Linked DNA regions of Mus musculus: region 2 is linked to region 1. Evidence: chromatin loops called from intact Hi-C (ENCODE). Cell type or tissue: left cerebral cortex. All regions are shown on one strand. Links, peaks and the distances in the headings refer to the core of each region. The heading gives the core; the rest is flanking DNA.

What was found. Hi-C counts contacts between places; a loop is a spot of excess contacts. Peaks named below come from ENCODE experiments on the same cell type or tissue, not always from the same donor. Only the 100,000 strongest peaks of a DNase experiment are listed, where the experiment ranks them.
Region 2: it touches region 1 in a loop (2.2-fold over the local background); 21 of 42 quality-filtered maps call a loop at or near these places.

The regions. Positions count from the first base shown.
Region 1 is chrX:140,540,621-140,549,687 of GRCm38, forward strand. Tsc22d3 (TSC22 domain family, member 3) reads right to left here. Exons shown (of 4, transcript NM_001077364.1): 3 at 1,485-1,536; 4 at 1-487. The coding sequence ends at 248. Among named protein-coding and RNA genes, the nearest start is that of Gm39538, 11 kb to the left of the region's middle. In left cerebral cortex, for the core only: CTCF peaks have their summits at 250, 2,824 (motif pointing right) and 4,218 (motif pointing left); DNase peaks (open chromatin) are centred at 412, 1,254, 1,478, 1,696 and 6 more places; H3K4me3 peaks cover 2,876 bases; H3K27ac peaks cover 2,391 bases.
Region 2 is chrX:140,488,155-140,497,221 of GRCm38, forward strand. No RefSeq gene overlaps it. Among named protein-coding and RNA genes, the nearest start is that of Prps1, 36 kb to the left of the region's middle. In left cerebral cortex, for the core only: a CTCF peak has its summit at 3,865 (motif pointing right); DNase peaks (open chromatin) are centred at 3,870 and 7,788.

The DNA.
Region 1 (9,067 bases), core at 250-8,249:
TGACACGACAGGCTCACTGGCTTGGTGTTACTAGGCCCCATGCAACTTAGTCTCCAGAGACCTGCTCTTTGTCAGGGGTCTGTCACTGGAGTGGACCCAGATGGGCATGTCCTTGGGACATCTCTTGGCACCAGCTATGTTAGGTGTAAAGTTCTCCACATGAGATGACGCTTGGGGAGCCAAAAACAAACTGGAAAGAACTAGGTAGAACAAGATGTGGCTCTGCCCACCCTAAGGACAGAGCCACTTACACCGCAGAACCACCAGGGGCTTCCGGGGTTTCCGGGGTTTCTGGGGCTTCAGGTGCTGGCTCTTCAGGGCTCAGCCGGGACTGGAACTTTTCCAGTTGCTCGGGGCTTGCCAGCGTCTTCAGGAGGGTGTTCTCGCGCTCCAGCTGGGAGTTCTTCTCAAGCAGCTCACGAATCTGCTCCTTTAGGACCTCCACCTCCTCTCTCACAGCGTACATCAGGTGGTTCTTCACGAGGTCCTGCCGTGGGACAGAGCTATGTTAGTCATCACAGCCCGTCCGCGGCGCTGCCACCCTGCCACCACTCCACTGAACTGGTCTTCATGCCACCATCATGTAGCCTTCCTACACTATATTGTGCCTGAAGCTCTATCCTTTACGCTCTCTTCTCCAAAGCGCTTAAGACTCTTGTCCGGGAGACTTACAGGATTTGTGCCATACCAGGGTTGGGAGTCCAGCTTTGTTCCAGGCAGGTTCCCTCAAAATTATTAATGACTTTCAAGTCTGACTAGAGTAAGAACTCTCTTAAGTTTGTCCTGGTGCTGGCACAAATCTGCGGTAAGCCGATAGTGCACCTTTACAAATATTCTCCAAGAATATGAAATTGTTATTTCATCTATTTTGGCATTTCCTCCTCTGCACGTAACACAGTACACCGAGTCACAGTTGTCTTACACACTCAGACAGGACACAGGAACCTTGGTCTGGGGAGGGACGACAGAGCTTGCAATATACTCTTTGAATCTACTGAGGGATAGGGAATTGTGACATTAAGCTTTATAGCACACTCTAAGAGCCTCTCACTGAAAGAAGTCTCAAGCTTCTCCAGCATTTTAGCTGCTTGGTGGAATATAACCTTTACCTAGTCAGAACTGGGCCAGCAAAAGGGTGGGGTGCTTTACTTTCTGTTTCCTCCCAACTCCTGACCCTAGTCCAGGTTCTGCAGAGGCACTGCAGTGCAACTGCATCCAATGAGCTCTGGTCTCTGCCAACTGCAGGAGGCAGACAAATTCAAGAGTCATAGCTCTCCCCTTGCACCATTCAGGAGGAAGCCAGAGGCTGCTGTAAAGCCCTGGGATGGAGGAGTGAAGACGGAGTATCCTGCTAATTGTACTCTAAGGTCTCCAATGAGGATGGGTCCTGGCAAAACCCTTGCACCTATGCCCTTAGACCTGTTCCGAGTTACATAAGCTGCAGCTAAGGCAGAGGACAGCAAGGACGCAGTGATGCTACTCACCATGGCCTGCTCAATCTTGTTGTCTAGGGCCACCACACTGGCTCCGGAGGCACTGCAAAGACAAAAAGCATAGCCACCTATTAGTCACTCTAAGTGTACAAGACAGCTGTGGCCGAAGTCCTCCATCTGCCTAGGGTCTTCCTCTCTCCTACCTCCCTGGCCTGAAGTCCAGACAGACACTTTAGTCTTTAGGTCCCTCTCCAGCCCCTGCAGGAAGCTGCACTTTCCCCAACCCCCACAAGCCTTGTGAGGGCTCCGCCCTGCCCTGAGTTCCAAAGGATTGGAGCCTCGCGGTTTATGGGGCTCCCTGGCCTGAGCGGCCTGCTTTTGGGCGATTTGCAAACAATGGAGCACATGCCCAAGGGAAGTCCCTATTGCAGGCCCCTAAGGTCCCAGGCAAACCTACCGAACTCCGGACCTAGCTAGGAATTCCTTCTCAATTTAGAAGTATTCGGCCTTCTCCTTGCCCCAGCCTTGCCTAGCTCGCCGGCCCTCTGCCTTCCCGGCTGCAGCTGCTGTTTTTCACCACGCAGCAGCCGCAGGGACGCTCCGCCGGCGGATCCCAGCGCGGAGGTGACCCCCCTTCCTGCGTCCCCTACCCCCGCCCCTTCCCAGGATGCTACACCGCGGGGAACAGGGACCAGCGCAAGGCTAGCTAGCTAGCTCTGAGGTCCACTTCAGAGTCCAGCCCCTGCAGGCTCCCTGGCTCACTTCAGCGCTCGAGTTAGAGTCAGTGGTTACCTGTTATCCAGTTTAACGGAAACCACATCCCCTCCAAGCAGAGAAGAAAAGAAGGAGATGGAGAAATTGTGCAGCTGATAGACCGCCACCTCCATGGGGGTCTGATACATTTCGGTGTTCATGGTTCGGTTGCCGGGGAGCTGTGGCTGGTTTGAGTGGCTGCTGGCGCGCCGCTATAGGATAGGCTTTGGCGTTGCAGTCAGGCCCTGAAGCAAGGAGTAGGCTGCAGTGCAGACCCTGAGCCAGGCAGGCACTTCTAAGCTGGAGTTGAAGAGAAGTGACTCCAAGGGTGTCACCTAGTATGTCACAAACTCCACAGCAGCCAGTCCAACCCAGACTCAGAGATAATTTCGGCTCCTGCTTCTTTATATAGGAGGAGCCAGCTGCGTCACATGGCGTCAGGGGCCATGCAAATGAGTCCTGTACTGGGCTTTGTGGCCCAGTTAAACCACATCCCCTCCCTGAACCTTAGTCAGGGACTGTAAACAGTTCAGCACTTTCTTGTGCCAATTGGCATTTCCAAAGAGGACTTTGGAGGCTGGCAAAACCCAAACCGGAGCCGATTTCTAGAGAAAGAAGAAATGCTCTAACAGGAGGTAGAAAGCATTCAGCAGAGGGCGGTACTGCATTTAAAAGTTCTTCGGGTGCCAGTCGGCATGCTCTAACTGGCTCTGCAGTGCTCTCCAGTCACTCTGAATGCCTACTCCCACCATTCTTCACTTTCTCCAGCCAACTAACCCCTCAGTCAATCTCTTTCCTTGGAAACAGGCTTTCCATCTGCATATTCACGCACTGAGAAACGCAGCTGTCACCTCACCTAGCCGGATGCTTACCGAGCCTGGTCCAAATTTTAGAACCCACTCAGTTTATTTCTTCCTTGAAAAGTATAGTTATGGGAATAATGGGTGGTCTGCATGAGATATAGGATGGACACATAATAGGAGCAGTGGGTGGATGACAGAGGATATTGAAAGCTGACAGTTGACAATGGAGTGACAACAGATACCAGTCATTTTCTCTTTGTTCTCTCTATCCTACTCTGCCAAGAAAATACATTCAACACCATTACCTGAGAGCTCTTGTCCCTATTTATTTTTATCTCTTGTGTATGGGTCTTTTGCTGGTATGAATGACTGTACCACATGAGTGCCTTGTTGGATTCTCTGGAGTTACAGAAGGTTGTGAGCCAACCTCGCAACAATCGACCCAGTCCTCTGGAGAACAGCCAGTGCTCTTGCCGCTGAGCTACCTCTCCAGCCCTTCCTTCTCTCTTTTCCCTCTTTCCTCCCTTAATGTCTTTCTAGACAGGGTCTGTCTACATAGCTCAGGCTGGCCTCTAATCACAAGCCTTCTAAATACTGGGATTATAGGCTATAGCAACATGATTTCACTATTTTTTAAAAGCAAAATTTTGTTACTTTTTAAAATAAACAACAAGCTGAAAAGAAAACTACAATGCAAAGTGACATATCAACTGCCTCAGGAAAATCCTTTCCTGCGATAATGTAACCGTGTAAACAGGAGCCAGAAGAAAGCAAGATTTAGGATTTCCCCAGGAGTTCCCAAACTGAGAACCCTGAAGTATTAACACCAAGGGGACGTGCCTCCCAGGAATCTCAACGTGCTGATAACAGCTCCATCTACATGTTCAGACTTTCTAGTTTCCTTTCAACTTGTTTCATTATTCCTATAAAATATGAAATAATGAATGATCAGGGAATCCAAAGAGAACCTCCATCCCAAGGGGAAATTTTGCCAAAATATATTATGGCAAAATATTTTTGCCAAAATAAATCCATATACCATTTAAGAGTAGCGATGCTGTAAAGAAACAAGGTTACTGTTGTCTAATAAAAATTACACATTTGCATTAAAATATAGTTTCATTCTTTTGGCATAAAAAAGAAAGGAAGGAAGGAATGAAAAAGAAGGCGGCATCTAAGACTTAAAAGGTTCTTTCCTCCTGCTCCTTCCTAAGAAAGGCCACCTGGTGGACAAAATCTGAACGGCAAATGTAAGAAACAGCATGGGCAGAAAAAGGAATAAGTGATGCAATAACCAATACTGTTTACACCAACCAAACCAGAACTAGAGGAACATTAGGTTCCACCAACATATACAATAGTTTGCATGATGTTAAGGTAAGTACCCATAAATCAGTGCTCCACAAGTTATGGTCCAATGAAATATTCTAGTGCAATCACGTTATTGGAAAAGTACTGGGACCTCTTATCAGCAAAGGAGGTAATTATTTGCTTCAGGTTATTTCTCTTAAACAGGTACCTGGTACTGACATCCTGGCCAAGGCCCCAGCCAAGCCCAATCTTCAGGCCTTGACCTCTTCCTGGCTTTTAGTGCATTATAACTTAACAGTCACTGTTTTCAACTATGAAATAAGGCTCAACTAGCAGATTTTAATGGTAACATATTCAATTCTCACTACAGTTGCAGAGAGCTGAACAATAAACTCTCCAAGCAAACCTTTTGCATAAGCCCATTTCAGACCATTTTAGTCTGGAAATAATGCCAACCTCTGGACATTTTAAACTTCAGGCTCTTTGAACCTGGTATTTGCAACTAAGAGGTATCCAGCAAGCAGAACAAAGTAGAGATAGTATTTATAGGTCGTCGGGAGTGTTATCTGAAAGAGGAAAAAAAGTGATCTTGGAGTTTGAGGCCAGCCTGGTCTACACAGTTTCAGGACAGCCAGCCAGGGCTAGGCAGAAAAACAGGTCTGGAAAAAAAAATCCTACCAAACCAACCAAACCAACCACTTTTAAATTAGCTGATTAGCTGTTCTTAGAGTTCCCTGCTCTATTATCTGCCCTCTGCCACCTAGAGCTTTCTTGGTCTGAGAGAATCTCTGAGTTAATTTTTTTATTGTTTTGTTAAATTATTCTTAAACTACTGCTACTCACCTCAAAATTCCAAGGGAGATGGTGGGAAGGCAGCGGGAGAGGGATAAGACAGGTAGGCAGAGGCAAAATAACACCAGAAAAATGGTGTACAGGACAAAAGTAAAACAATCATTTTGGTGCAGATTCCCTCATTTGGAAACAGTGACAGAGAAATTCAGGTACTTTGAGGAAAAAAAGAGAAAGGAGGAAATAGGGGTTGCCCACGAGGTTGCATTGAATAATAATTAATTAATTGCTCACTAATTAATTATACTTCAATTAAAAAAAACCAAGCTGAGTTTGCAACTCACTGACTGTAATAGTTTCCATCAATGACATACTAACTATGGGTTGACATTGTGATGGATGTACCACAAACCCTGCATTACAGGCACTGTCACTACCATTTACAAATGAAGAAATTGAGGGTTTGGCTCCCCTGTCCAAGATAGTGAATTACATTTCAGCCCAAATATACTGACCTAGAAACTAAGTTTATTTTCTACTATACCAGCTATTGGATAATTGTGAATCAAAAAGAGGGTTTACTGAAAAAGGAGAAGTCACAAAGTTAGAGGGATGAATTGGAGGTGTCAAATACAGGTAAGGAGGAAGACAGGGTGAAGAGAAAATGCCTCTAGGATGCTAGCAAACATTGGTGGTATACAAGAGGTTCTAAGGCCAACTTTAAGTTTTAGGCATAGTCACCTTTTTTGACATTTAGGGATGGTGAAAATATTAAAAAATATTCAAACTGTCCCAAAGAACTTTAGAAAAGAACGAATATATATAGTTCCAGAGCACAGGCTATTCTAAATAAAGTGTGTAGTCTTGTAATAACAATTACAATTTAATCAAACCTCTAAGTTTGGGCCCCCACTTACTGGCATCCTCAATTAAATCTACCCATTTTTTCTTATTCTTTCTGTACCCAGCCTTTAAAATGTGGTAAAAAAAGAAGCTTTGCTGGGCATTGTGGCACATGCTTTTAATCTCAAGAGGCAGGAGCAGAGGCAGGAATGTTTCTGTGAGTGCAAGGCCAGCCTGATGTACAAAGTCAGAGCTACACAGTAAACCTTTGTCAAAGGAGAAGGAAGGAAGGGAGGGAGGGAGGGAAGGAAGGAAGGAGCAAGCTTATACCAGGAAGTTTTTTTTTTCTTCTGAATGATCTACTATCCTGTAGATTCAACCCATACTTAGACAAGTCTCTCTTCTTGTATATGCCCATAGTTTTGTCATATGAAAAGCAGGCTGTAGCTCAGGTTCCAAAGAAAGACAGAACCTCAGTGTAGGATGAAGGGAAACAACTGACTCAAATGTCTCCACACAAAGACTTTCTGATAACAAGCACAGGGAAGGTTGAAGGAGGGGGGAAGAACCTAAAGGGTTAACTTTCGGGTTAACTCTGAACACACTAGAAAATGCTTCTGCTCAAAATAGTTGCACGAAACCTTGGAGTGGGGTAGAAGATTGCACAGTACATTAATATCCATTATCTGGTCTAATACTTCCTAGTAAAGTGCTGATCATATATATTCTTGTGTCCTGTGCAAGTGGACTCCATAAAGAAACTAGTAACGTAAGGCTTCAACAGCCCAGCAGCATCAATATTGAGAAATATTTCTAAGCCTTTTATATCCCACAACTTATGAATACAGCCTAGACCTGGAGTGAGCACACCAGCAGCACTTGATGAGCTAGGCCCTTCACTGGCTTTTCCTTTTAGCTCTAATCACAGTATTTTGCAAGGAAGCAGACATAACTGGCCCTGCCTCCCTCAGGGGTGACCTCCTAAAGGAGAGTATGTAATGACGATGGAATCAACTCTCCTCATTTCAGGAGCCCTGAAAGGTAATGTGTTGTTTGAGTTGGGAGAATGCAATCACGTTCCCATTGGTCTGTTCTACTTTAAAAGCCAAAGTCATCAGGACAAGAGCTCCTGCTACTTGGGGTTCCAACTAGATAGTAGATGGGTAACTGGGAAAAATCCCAGCATCAGAAGTCTCACACTGGATCGAAGCATGCTGAAAAAGGGTGGAGAGCAGGCTTTGGGTGGGTGTGGTAGGTTGGAGGAGGCAGTGAGGGGGAACATCTATCTTACTTCCCTTTTTGTCACACTTGAAGCATTGTGTACCACATAGCCAGAAGGAAACTATTTATAGGAAAGTCTTCCGTATTTTCTACAGGGAATGTTCCACCCAAGGATTCAGCAATATTGCCAGCAAAACACAGGGTCCTATGTCAGGAGAAGCGGAAAAGGACATGATGCGAGAGGTGTGGGACCAGCCACAAAACAAACACTGGGTTAGGAGCTAGAAAGGGAAATACAAAAAGGATATTGAGCGTCTGAGCATTAGTACAGTGTTAATGGGATGGGTCAAAACCACCTCTCCCCATTTACTCCTCAACCACAACCCTCCTATCTGAGGCTCTATCTAGTTCTTACTACTTACTTGTCCCCTTTTCTGAAGAGGCTGGGGGAATAAGGAGGCTGAAATGTCATGGTGTAATCTGTCCTTGTTTCTTATCTTCTCTCTTCCCCTCTGGTTCCACTCCAATGTGGGAGACTATAGACAGGAAGGCAACTGCCACTTACATAGTTATTTTGACTCCATGGAAAATCCCCAAAGTCCAGAAGGAGGGAAGCAAGAAGACAAGACGTTGACAGAGCGAGTGCCTTGTTCTCTGTAGATCATGTGAATTGCCTTGCATGGCCAGGGCTTAGAGCCCTAACTTTGTTGGGCAGGAAAGTGGGAAGGATGTAGATGCAAATGCTGAAGGCAATGGTGTAGGAGACGGCAAGGAGAACCCTAATAAAAAGATACTCTCTTGGAGAAGCAGCTCTAGCAAATGATTTGGGGCACACCCTGGCACTGGATGATGGCAAGAGCAATGAATTGTGCCTTTCAGCTCCCTCCTGGACAGGGTCCCGAGTGAGCTTCACAAACAATCTTTGAGTGACACTAGGGATGGCAGGCAGAACTGAACTCCATTTAAAAAAGGCATTCTGCTCTCCCCTGGCCCTCATTCACAGAAGTAAAAACTGCTCGTCAAAACCACCCTCATTACCCCAACTTTGATGGCTAATTTTTGAGATGTCTTGTATTAAGAGTGTCATTAGGACTAGAAATATTGATGATTTATTCAGGAATGCAGTTTAACCTCTGTGGATCTTAAATCTCATGAACCTTGTATAAGTGTTTATGCCTGTCTCCTTTTCCTTGATGCATTGTGGCTGGCACAATCAACCTCCACAATTGTTCCAAGCCTTCTCATTTTTGCCCTTACCAGTAATTGATCTATAAACTTCCTGAAAAAGAAGTTTGTAAAATTAACCTAGGTAAAAGCAAAGTAGGTAATTCAACACATACATTATGCTTCCTTCTAGAATGTCTTAGTTTGTGACAAGGTCAGAAGTTCTCCCTACAGTTAGATCTTAGTGAAAGGTTTATTTAAAGGGAAAAAAAAGCCAAGCAAACCAAACAAGAACAAGAGCTTGGCACAGGAGAGTAGCTTGTAGTTCATGAGACCATATCACTCCCATCTCTGGGCCTAAGTTCATTCCATAGCAAGGGCTGAGTTTTCGTTAATCGCTTCATGTCCTCTCTTTGGCCATTGCTTACCTGGAGCCCATAATACAGCAGCCACAGAATATGGAGTTTCTGTAAGAACTATTTTTTTCTGACACTGTGGTTGACAGTGCGAAAAAGAATTTGTAACTCAAGGCTAACAGGGTTCACCTCTCCCTGCCATATGCTTGGCCTTTCTCCCTAGGTCAGCTCTTGGTCTTACTCTCATTCTATATGATTTATGAAGTAGGTAATGAGGTTGTTTTTGCACCCCTACCCTCAGGCTAAGAGACTTGTTCACAAAGGCAAGTAATTGCTCTCTGAAGATCTTGGTCCACTGTAATCTTACAAGAACTGGAGAAAACAAGAGTATAAT
Region 2 (9,067 bases), core at 450-8,449, 52 kb before region 1:
TTTTTTTTTAAGATTTATTTATTATTATACATTAGTACACTGTAGCTGCCTTCAGACAAACCAGAAGAGGGTGTCAGATCTCATTATGGGTGGTTGTGATCCACCATGTGCTGGGATTTGAACTCAGGACCTTCAGAAGAGCAGTCAGTGCTCTTACCCGCTGAGCCATCTCGCCAGCCCCAGCATCTTATTCTAACCTCGATGGGTACCAGGCACATGTGGAACACAGACATATAGGTAGGAAAACATAGACATAAAATAATTTTTTAAAAAAGACCAATACAGAGCTGAGTGACAGTATAGGGCACACCTTTGATCCTGGCAATTAGGAGGCAGAGGCAGATCATTGTGAGTGTTTGAGGCCAGCCTGATCTACATAATGAGTTCCAGAACAGCCAGGACTACAAAGAGCAATCTCTCTCTCTCTCTCTCTCTCTCTCTCTCTTCTCTCAAAAAATGCAAAGATCCCTGTCTTGCTCTTTATAGCCACCTCAGCCCTTCTTTAACTCTAAATATAATTATTGAAATTGAATCGAGGAGCATATGACCTTTGGGAGTTGGCATTATTTGTTTCTTTGCTTGCTTGCTTATTTATTGAATGTTAGGGAATGAATCCAGGGCCTTGCTCATGTTAGGCAAGCGCTCTGCCCCTGTGCTACATCCCAGCGCAGGACTGGCTCTTTCATCCAGCCTGATCGTCTGGAGCTACACTGAAGCTGTTGTATGTATTGGTCGATTGTTCTTTTATTATGATGAGCCAGATGATGTGAGTGCGCCACAGTCTGCTCAAGCATCCAGCCACTGATGAACATGTATGCTTCCAGTTTGTGGTGACTGAGAATAAAACTTTTATGGTCTATAAACATGCACAATTTTATGTACCTATAAAATCTATGGCCCACACTGGAGAGAAAACATGCAGGATTTCTCTAAGTTTGGCTTATATTTTGACTTTGCTTTTTCTGCTGCTGGGATAAAACTCTAACCCAAAGCTATTTAGGAGGAAGAGAGTTTATTACTTTACAGGTTGCAGTCAGGGCAGGACCCTGAAGGCAGGAGCTGAACCATAAGCCATGGCAGGGTGCTGCTTACAGGCTTGCTTCCCATGGTTTGCCCAGCTTGCTTTCTTATATAGCCCAGGACTATTAGCCAAGGGATGGCACCACCCATAAGGGGTTTGGCCCTCCTTTTATGAGTCAACAATCAAGAAAATGACCCACAGGCCAGGCTGACTGATGCAATGACTGATTTGAGATTTCCTTCTTCCCAAGTATGTCTGCATTTGTGTGAAGTTGACAAAGGCTAACTATGACAGCTTAGTACAATGATCTCAAATCCATTTTCCTAAAAAAGAAAAACATAGTTTATTCTTCATGGTTGAACAAAGCTTTCTTATAAGTACATACCGCATTTTCTTTTTAATTTTTATTTTACTTTTTAAGATTTTTTTTTGTGTGTGTGTGTGTGTGTGTGTGTGTGTGTGTGTGTGTGTTGTGAGTGTAGGTTTTTCATAAGGCCCAAAGAGAGTGTCAGATTCCCAGGAGCTGGAGCTATTAGTTATTGTGAGCCAACCAGTGTGAGTGCTGGGATTTATTCAATCTATTGAAGGATATCTAAACTTATTCCTTGGTTTGTCTATTGCGAATAATGCAGCAATAAAGTTGGATGCCTGGGACTGGAGAGATGGCTGGTCCCAGGTTCAATTCCAAGCACCCACATGGTGACTCACAACCATCTAACTATTTCCAAGGAATCTGGCACTGTCTTTTATTCTCTGTGGACACCAGGAACACATGTGGTATATATAAATACATGCAGTCGAAACACTCATATACATAAAATAAATAAAATCTTTCTAAAAGATAGGTACACGAGTTTTTCTGTAATGAGCTGTTTTGGAGCCCTTCAGGTATGTGTGTAGGAGCTGCATAGCTAGGTCATATGGTAGTTTCATCTTTAGGTGTTTTGTTTTGTTGAGACAGGCCTTTTCTGTTTAACCCTGGCTATCCTGTAACTTGCTGTTTAGACTAGGCTGGCCTCAAATTCCTCTCCCTCCTGAGTACTGGGATTAAAGGCATGCGCCACCACTGCCCAGCCCACTTTTAGTTGTTTTTGTTTTATTTAATTTTGTATTTTAAGAGTCTGTATAAATGTCTATAAAACCCATTACTGTGTACAGAGAATGTATGCCAATTTTTAAAGGGGCTTCGAGAGGTTGCACAATGAGAAGAGTTCTTCCTGTGTAAGCATGAAGCAATGAATTCAGATCCTCAACCCCACCCACAAAAAGCACATAGTATCCAGAGCACTGGAAGGCAGAACCAGGTGGATAGTCAGCCTAACTAGAACAATGAGCCCTAGGTTCAGTGAGAGATCCTTTCTCAAAAGAATAAGGTAAAGTGCGATAGAATAGTATATTCATGTGTATATACATGTATACAGAACACACACACAGAATAAAACTGAGTTGGACATTAAAAACCACAACGTCTGGGATGTACCTCACTTGTTATTCCCCACTCTGTTAAGTCAATGGAGGCCATGTGGGGAATAACAGCAAGGAACTCCCACTCCTCCTCTTCAGGAAGTGGGAGGTGTCATGGGAAACCTAGTCATGGACCTCTCATTGCACACACTAGTAAGGAGGAAGTTTCCAATGTGGCTGTCAGTGGAGGCTAAATGGGAAATCTATACGTCTCTCCCTAAAGGGCAATACTAAAGTGATACCCCATCCCCTGCTTCCCTTACTAAAACTGTCAGAAAAAGCCAGCTAAAACTCAAGACTTAGATAAGAGCTCCCACTAAGAAACATCAGTAAGAAATGATATAAGAATGACAAATAAACATTACAAACATGTTAAACACCAGTAGACACATGTTAAAAACATGACACGGGCAGGCAAGCAGGATGGGATAGTTCAGCAGGTAAAAGTATTAGCTATGCAAGTCCAGGTTCAAGATCGGAAACCCAAGGTGGGAAAAGAGGACCTTTCAAAGGTTGTAAGGGTTAAATGCAACTAAGGTGAAGCACCTAGTATGGAAGCAGGCTAGAGTCCATGGAGGATTTTGTCATTCCATACTGTTTACTATGACTGCTGTAAATGATAAAACATTGTGTGGAGGACCTGATAAGAGTCCTCTTCCCAAGTAAGTGTTAGTTCCCTTCCGTCCTCTCCACTCAGGAACAATGGGGAATCGACATCAATGGTAACTGTGTTCCAGAGGTTGGCAGAAGATGGGCGGAAACTTGTATGGAAGAATGAGTGTATCTTGGCGTCCTTATCAGGTCCTCTGAGCTTTGATAGGGTCAGCTACCCTTGCCTTCCTCCAGCTCCTATTCAGGCTTTAGTGGATCAGAATAGGCTCCTGATAGGAAAAGCATGTCCTTCCGAATAGATTGGGGCCTGCATTGCTCTTGAAATTGAACATTCAACTTTCATCTTGGTTTGCTGAAAAGAAATGTCCCAGAAAGGTTCAGGCAAGCAGGGCTACATGTCTTCCTAGCTTTCGTTCTCTGAGTGGTCTCCTCTTTTTGGCCAACAGTATTGATTACTGTACCCAGCCATGTTTCACTGAGACCGCCAAGGTGGTCTTCAGATCCTAATTTGGATATTAAGGGGAGAGCTTGTCACTTAATGTCTAAAATGCAGTTTGAAATAATGTTTATTTTCAAACTGTGTCACTACAAACATCTGTGAGAAGAAGAAAAGAGTGTTGTGAAATTAAGTAGCATCAGGGCTCTAGAAATCTCCTGGCTTTGGGAATCAGCTACTCTAATAATTGGACATAATTCATGAACTTGTTCTACTACGGAAGAAAGTGCTCCCTCTTCGGGATTTATGGCAGTGCCCTACTCTCTGCAGACAGCAGAGGGCCTCATTAGCACAAACTCAATGTCACTGGCAAATACATGAAAAGGGAAGTTAGCCAAGGTTCTGAAAGCTCAGTAAAACTTTAACAGAACTTGGGCAAGAAAATTGACTGGTCAGCTCAATTCCGTTTAGGAAAAAAAAAAAAAAAAAAAAGGAGGGACAATGGGCTGTACAGAACGTTCTTATTGTTCCCCTCTTTGTGGCTGAAAATTCTTCTAAAGTCCCCAAAATGTTCTTACCTCAGCTAGTAATAGGAATCCTGGGTAGGGTCGCTAGGTTTGGAAAATAAAGATACAGAGCTTACCGATAACTACACTGAACATTATGCATTTTTAAATGTAATGTTCTTAAAGACAGGAAGAAAACGGAAGACTAACTAGGGACTATGTGGGCACCTCGGGTTCTCCTTTTGCTTCCTCTATCTTGTCTTGGGTGCTAGACAGGTTTTCAGATATGCCAACAGAAGAATGTCGAGTAGAATCCAGCTTCTCCAGGCAGAGGATCAGGAAAGAGGCGCCCTGGCAAAATAGAACACTTGCAACACAACTGCTTCACTGCAGCCAAGCAGAACAGAGAAAAATGGCCCCAACTTATCCAGGCCAGCATGGATGGAATGACAAACCAAGATTTCCACTCTGGTCAGGAAACGAGGATCTGTTCTTCCACCCGCACCATGTTTTAGACAAAGGCCTTGTATGGAGGTAGCTTTTAAGTAGCAAGGCCAGGTAACACCCATACCAACATTATCTTTGCTGTTTGTTTGGTTGTTTATTTTCTGAAATGCATTTAACACTGGACCTCCTGGTTTTGCTGGGTTCTCCTAATTTTGAGTAAATTCTGATCCCGAGCCTGAACTCTAGTGATCTGTCACCACTCCAAGCCCCGGTGAAGAAATGGAAAGAAGTTTCTCTGGAGGTAACACCAAGTAGGGAGTCCCTGGGTGCCTCCACCTTCATGGCTGCTTTTTCAAATGCTGTGCAGATGTGTGTTTTGCTCCCTCTTGCTCATCTACCCTAAAAATCAATGATGGGAAGAACAGCAACAAAAAAAGCAGCTCAACTTCTGTGTCTTCTCCAAGGAAGATTGCTGTGGTAAATGTCCCTAGCAGGGTTACTATGTGGAGCAAATGAGATAAAGCAGCAGTTATTAAAAGCCCCTTCATGCCCAGTGTTGCGCAATAAAGATTGTTTTTCTTCCTTCTTATTGTAGCCCCAGACTATCCTGGAACATTTTTTTTCAATTGAAAATTTATATGCTGTATTCTGATCACAATTTCCTCTCTCTCATCTCTGTCAAGATCTTCTTTCAGAACGTTTGATCAGCCTACCTTATCCTTCTGAGTGTGGGGTCTCAGATAATCACAGATTCAAGCCACACCACTGGGACACTGAGTCCTCTCTCTCCTTCCCTTCCCCCTCTCTCTCCCTCCCTCCCTCCCTCTACTCTCTCTCTCCCTCTCCCTCTCTCCTGTCTCCTTCCCCCCCACACACACACACAGTTCAGACTGGTTTTGAATTCACATTCATCCTGCTTTGGAGTCCTAAGCATTGAAAACAGAGGCGTGCATGACAGCCCATCTCACTTCCTTTTCTTGTTTGAACATCAAAGCTAATATTTGAACATCTTCACCCTGCCTGCAGCCCAGGGACAAAATGCCTCTGACCCTCTGACCCTTCAATGCCATTATTATTTTAACGATTAATCAATGCTCTTGTTGACAAAAAGATAAACCATGCTTACTGAAATCCAGGCAGTATGAGCTGGTATAGGGTGAAAAGGAAGTCTCTCTCTCCTGTCCCAGGCCTTAGTTCTCTACTTCCTCTCCGTCCAGGCAACCTCTATTGCCAATGTATTCTTCCAGAGACATCGTATGTGTGCATGTGCCTATATATAACTGTCTTTTCTCGCCCATGTGACCACTAGATTCCCTGTTCTGTACCTTCACATGCTATTTTTGGTTTCTAACGGCCTGGTTTTATTGGGATACTGACCAGCGGCTGATCCTAAGGGCTCTTATGGAAAAACAGGTCCTTTGAAACTTGTTGCTGCCGCTATTGGAAGGATGTTGTCAAGGATGTTGTTCATTGTATCCCACAGCATCCTCTCTGAGGCCCCTGGGAGGAATTCCTGTCTGATCTTAGGACTGAGAACAGTTGCCCTTCTGAGCAATTAGGTTTGTTTTTTATCTCCTGGACATTGTGAACTGCGTAACAGCAAGGTTTCCCCTTTCCTGTTGGCTGCTAGAAAGCTTAAAACCAACTTTTGGGCCCACCCTCTGCGGCAGCACGGTATGCATTTGGAGCCCGGTGCTTGACTGTGCTCTGAGTTCACCTCCTGGTTTCCGCCCTTTAACTTATGCCATATCATGTGTGTCCTTATAAGGTATCTGAAATACTTTATGAAGGGAGATGAGGTTGGGATAATAAAATGACTGCCTGCCTGTTCACTCACTGCGTCCATTATCTATGTTCCCTTCAGTTAACCCCACAATATCTTTTTGGTGGTTTCTTCACAGTCCCCTCTGAGTTGCTTAGCTATGATGTCTTCCCTCCAAATTTTATCTCAATTGTCCTTTACTCCTTCGAGGCTTTTATGGGAATATTATGTTTGTCACTGTTCCCTCCCTACCCCTGTACTCACTCCCACATTCATTGTGCGCACTTGTGCTTGCTTTCATCATTGTAGAACAGACTCTGGGGCTTCACTCTACATTAGGATCACTTTAAAATTTTGCTTAAGGATGTAGATGAGTGTTTTGCTTACATGCATGTCTATGCACCACATGTGAGCCTGGTGCCCACAGAAGTCAGAAGAGGATGTCAGATCCCCTGGAACTAGAGTTGTGAATGATATGAGCTACCATGTGATTGTTGGGAATTAAACCCGGGTCCTCTGGAAACAGCAAGTACCCATAACTGCTGAGCCATCCCTCTAGCACCTAACTGATTATGGCCATTTAACACCCACCCGAGGATGAAGGCTGCAGCCCGCAGCTAGGCCAGCAGTGGACAAGGCAGGCAGTGTGAAGCTGGGTCCAGCTTCCACAGATGCTTATGAGATGACATATTTTTTCTTAAATTCCTAACCCATATGCATTTAATACCCAGGATGGTGTGCCAGCTCTCAGAAGGCTGAAGCAGAAGGAGCACAGGTACCGGGTCAGCCCCAATTTCACAACAAGAACCTATCCAAGCTGGGCGGTGGTGGCGCACGCCTTTAATCCCAGCACTCGGGAGGCACAGGCAGGCGGATTTCTGAGTTTGAGGCCAGCCTGGTCTACAGAGTGAGTTCTAGGACAGCCAGGACTATACAGAGAAACCCTGTCTCAAAAAAAAACAAAACAAAACAAAAACAAAAAAAAACAAACAAACAAAAATTTATTTATTTATTTACTTAATGAATATGAGTACACTGTCGCTGTCTTCAGACACACCAGAAGAAGGCATCAGATCCCATTGCAGATGGTTGTGAGCCACCATGTGGTTGCTGGGAATTGAACTCAGGACCTCTGGAAGAGCAGTCGGTGCTCTTAACCGCTGAGCCATCTTTCCAGCTCTAGCCCTTGGTTTTTGATTCTGAAAAACAAAAACAACAACCACCACAACAAAACTAAGTTAGAGGATCTCTCCCTTCCCTCTTTGACAGTTTTTGAACAGATAGATGCCCCTTACCATTCTTTGGGTTTTTGAGACAGGGTCTCATAAACCCAGGCTGCTCTTGAACAATTGCATGATTCTGCTTCTTGATCATAGAAGGGAGCTTTGTGCAATGATAAATTTTCCAAACTGGTAACCTCTCCCAGATCCAAATTCAAGTTGAAGTTTAAGGGAAGCTCAGCTCGAGGTTCTGCTAGGACAGCAATTAGCTGTTTGCTTTGTCCTTCTGAGGTGCAACAGCAGATGGGATGACTCACGATGAAGCAGTTTCGCTGTTTGCCTGTGAATAGCCACCGGCTGCATTGGAGACTGACAGTGCTCAGAAGTTAGAGGAAAACAGCGACCTTTTCTCTCCATCTACATTCTACAGGATCACGCTGTGGTTGGCTTTGTGCTGCTGTAGTATCTCGGGCTGCCCTCAGACGCCCAGTAATCCTTCTGCTTCAGATTTCCTATTGCTGAGGTTGTGGGAATGAACCTCTATACTAAGAACATTTGCTTTTTAAAATTTTCTCTTGAGTATGTGCGTGTGTGTGTGTGTGTGTGTGTGTGCGCGCGCGCGTGTGTGTGTGCCACGAGCGCACATGCCAGGGAGTACATGAAATCAGAAGAGAAATCTATGGGGGTTGGTTCTCTTCCTCTACCATGTGGGTTCCAGGTATCAAACTCATATGATCACCCTCAAGTGCCACCTCACCAGCCTGCAAGTTTTATTTTAAATATATGTTTTGTTGGGTTTGGTGACATACACTTGTAATCCTAGCACTTAGAAGGTGGAGGAAGGAAGATCGAGAGTTCAGGGTAACCCTGGGCTAAATAACAAGGTCGAACCTAACCTGGGCCTCATGGGAAGCCCTATCTGGGTTTTTTTTTTTAATGGTTTTTTCGAGACAGGATTTCTCTGTATAGCCCTGGCTGTCCTGGAGCTCACTTTGTATACCAGGCTGGCCTCGAACTCAGAAATCCGCCTGCCTCTGCCTCTCGAGTGCTGGGATTAAAGGCATGCGCCACCACACCTGGCCCTATATGGTTTTTAAAAAGAAGAGAGAGAGAGAGAGAGAGAGAGAACAACAAATGCCAGCCAAGATGCAGGAAAAGGGAATATAAATATAAATTCAGGGCAGCCACTCCAGAAATCCGTATGGAGGTTACTTAAAAGCAAAACTAATGCTGCCATATGGTCCAGCTGCTCTACTCCTTATAATATACTAGAGGGACTGTAAGTTGGCACACTACAGAAATGCTAGCATGTCCATGTTTACTGGGGAATAATTACGATGGCCATGCCATAGAATTAGTCAAGGAGTTATCAGCAGATACATGGATAAAGGATATATATATATATATATATATATATATATATATATGCAATGAGACTTTTATTCAGTCATAGAGAAGAACAAAATTATGGCATGTGTGGTCAGACAAACCGACGGAACCGAAGATCATGTCAGGTGAAGGAAGCCAGACTCAGAAAGGCCAATGTTCAATGTTTTCATCTCTCATGTGTAGACAGTGGAAATCCTGGAAGCAGAAGGG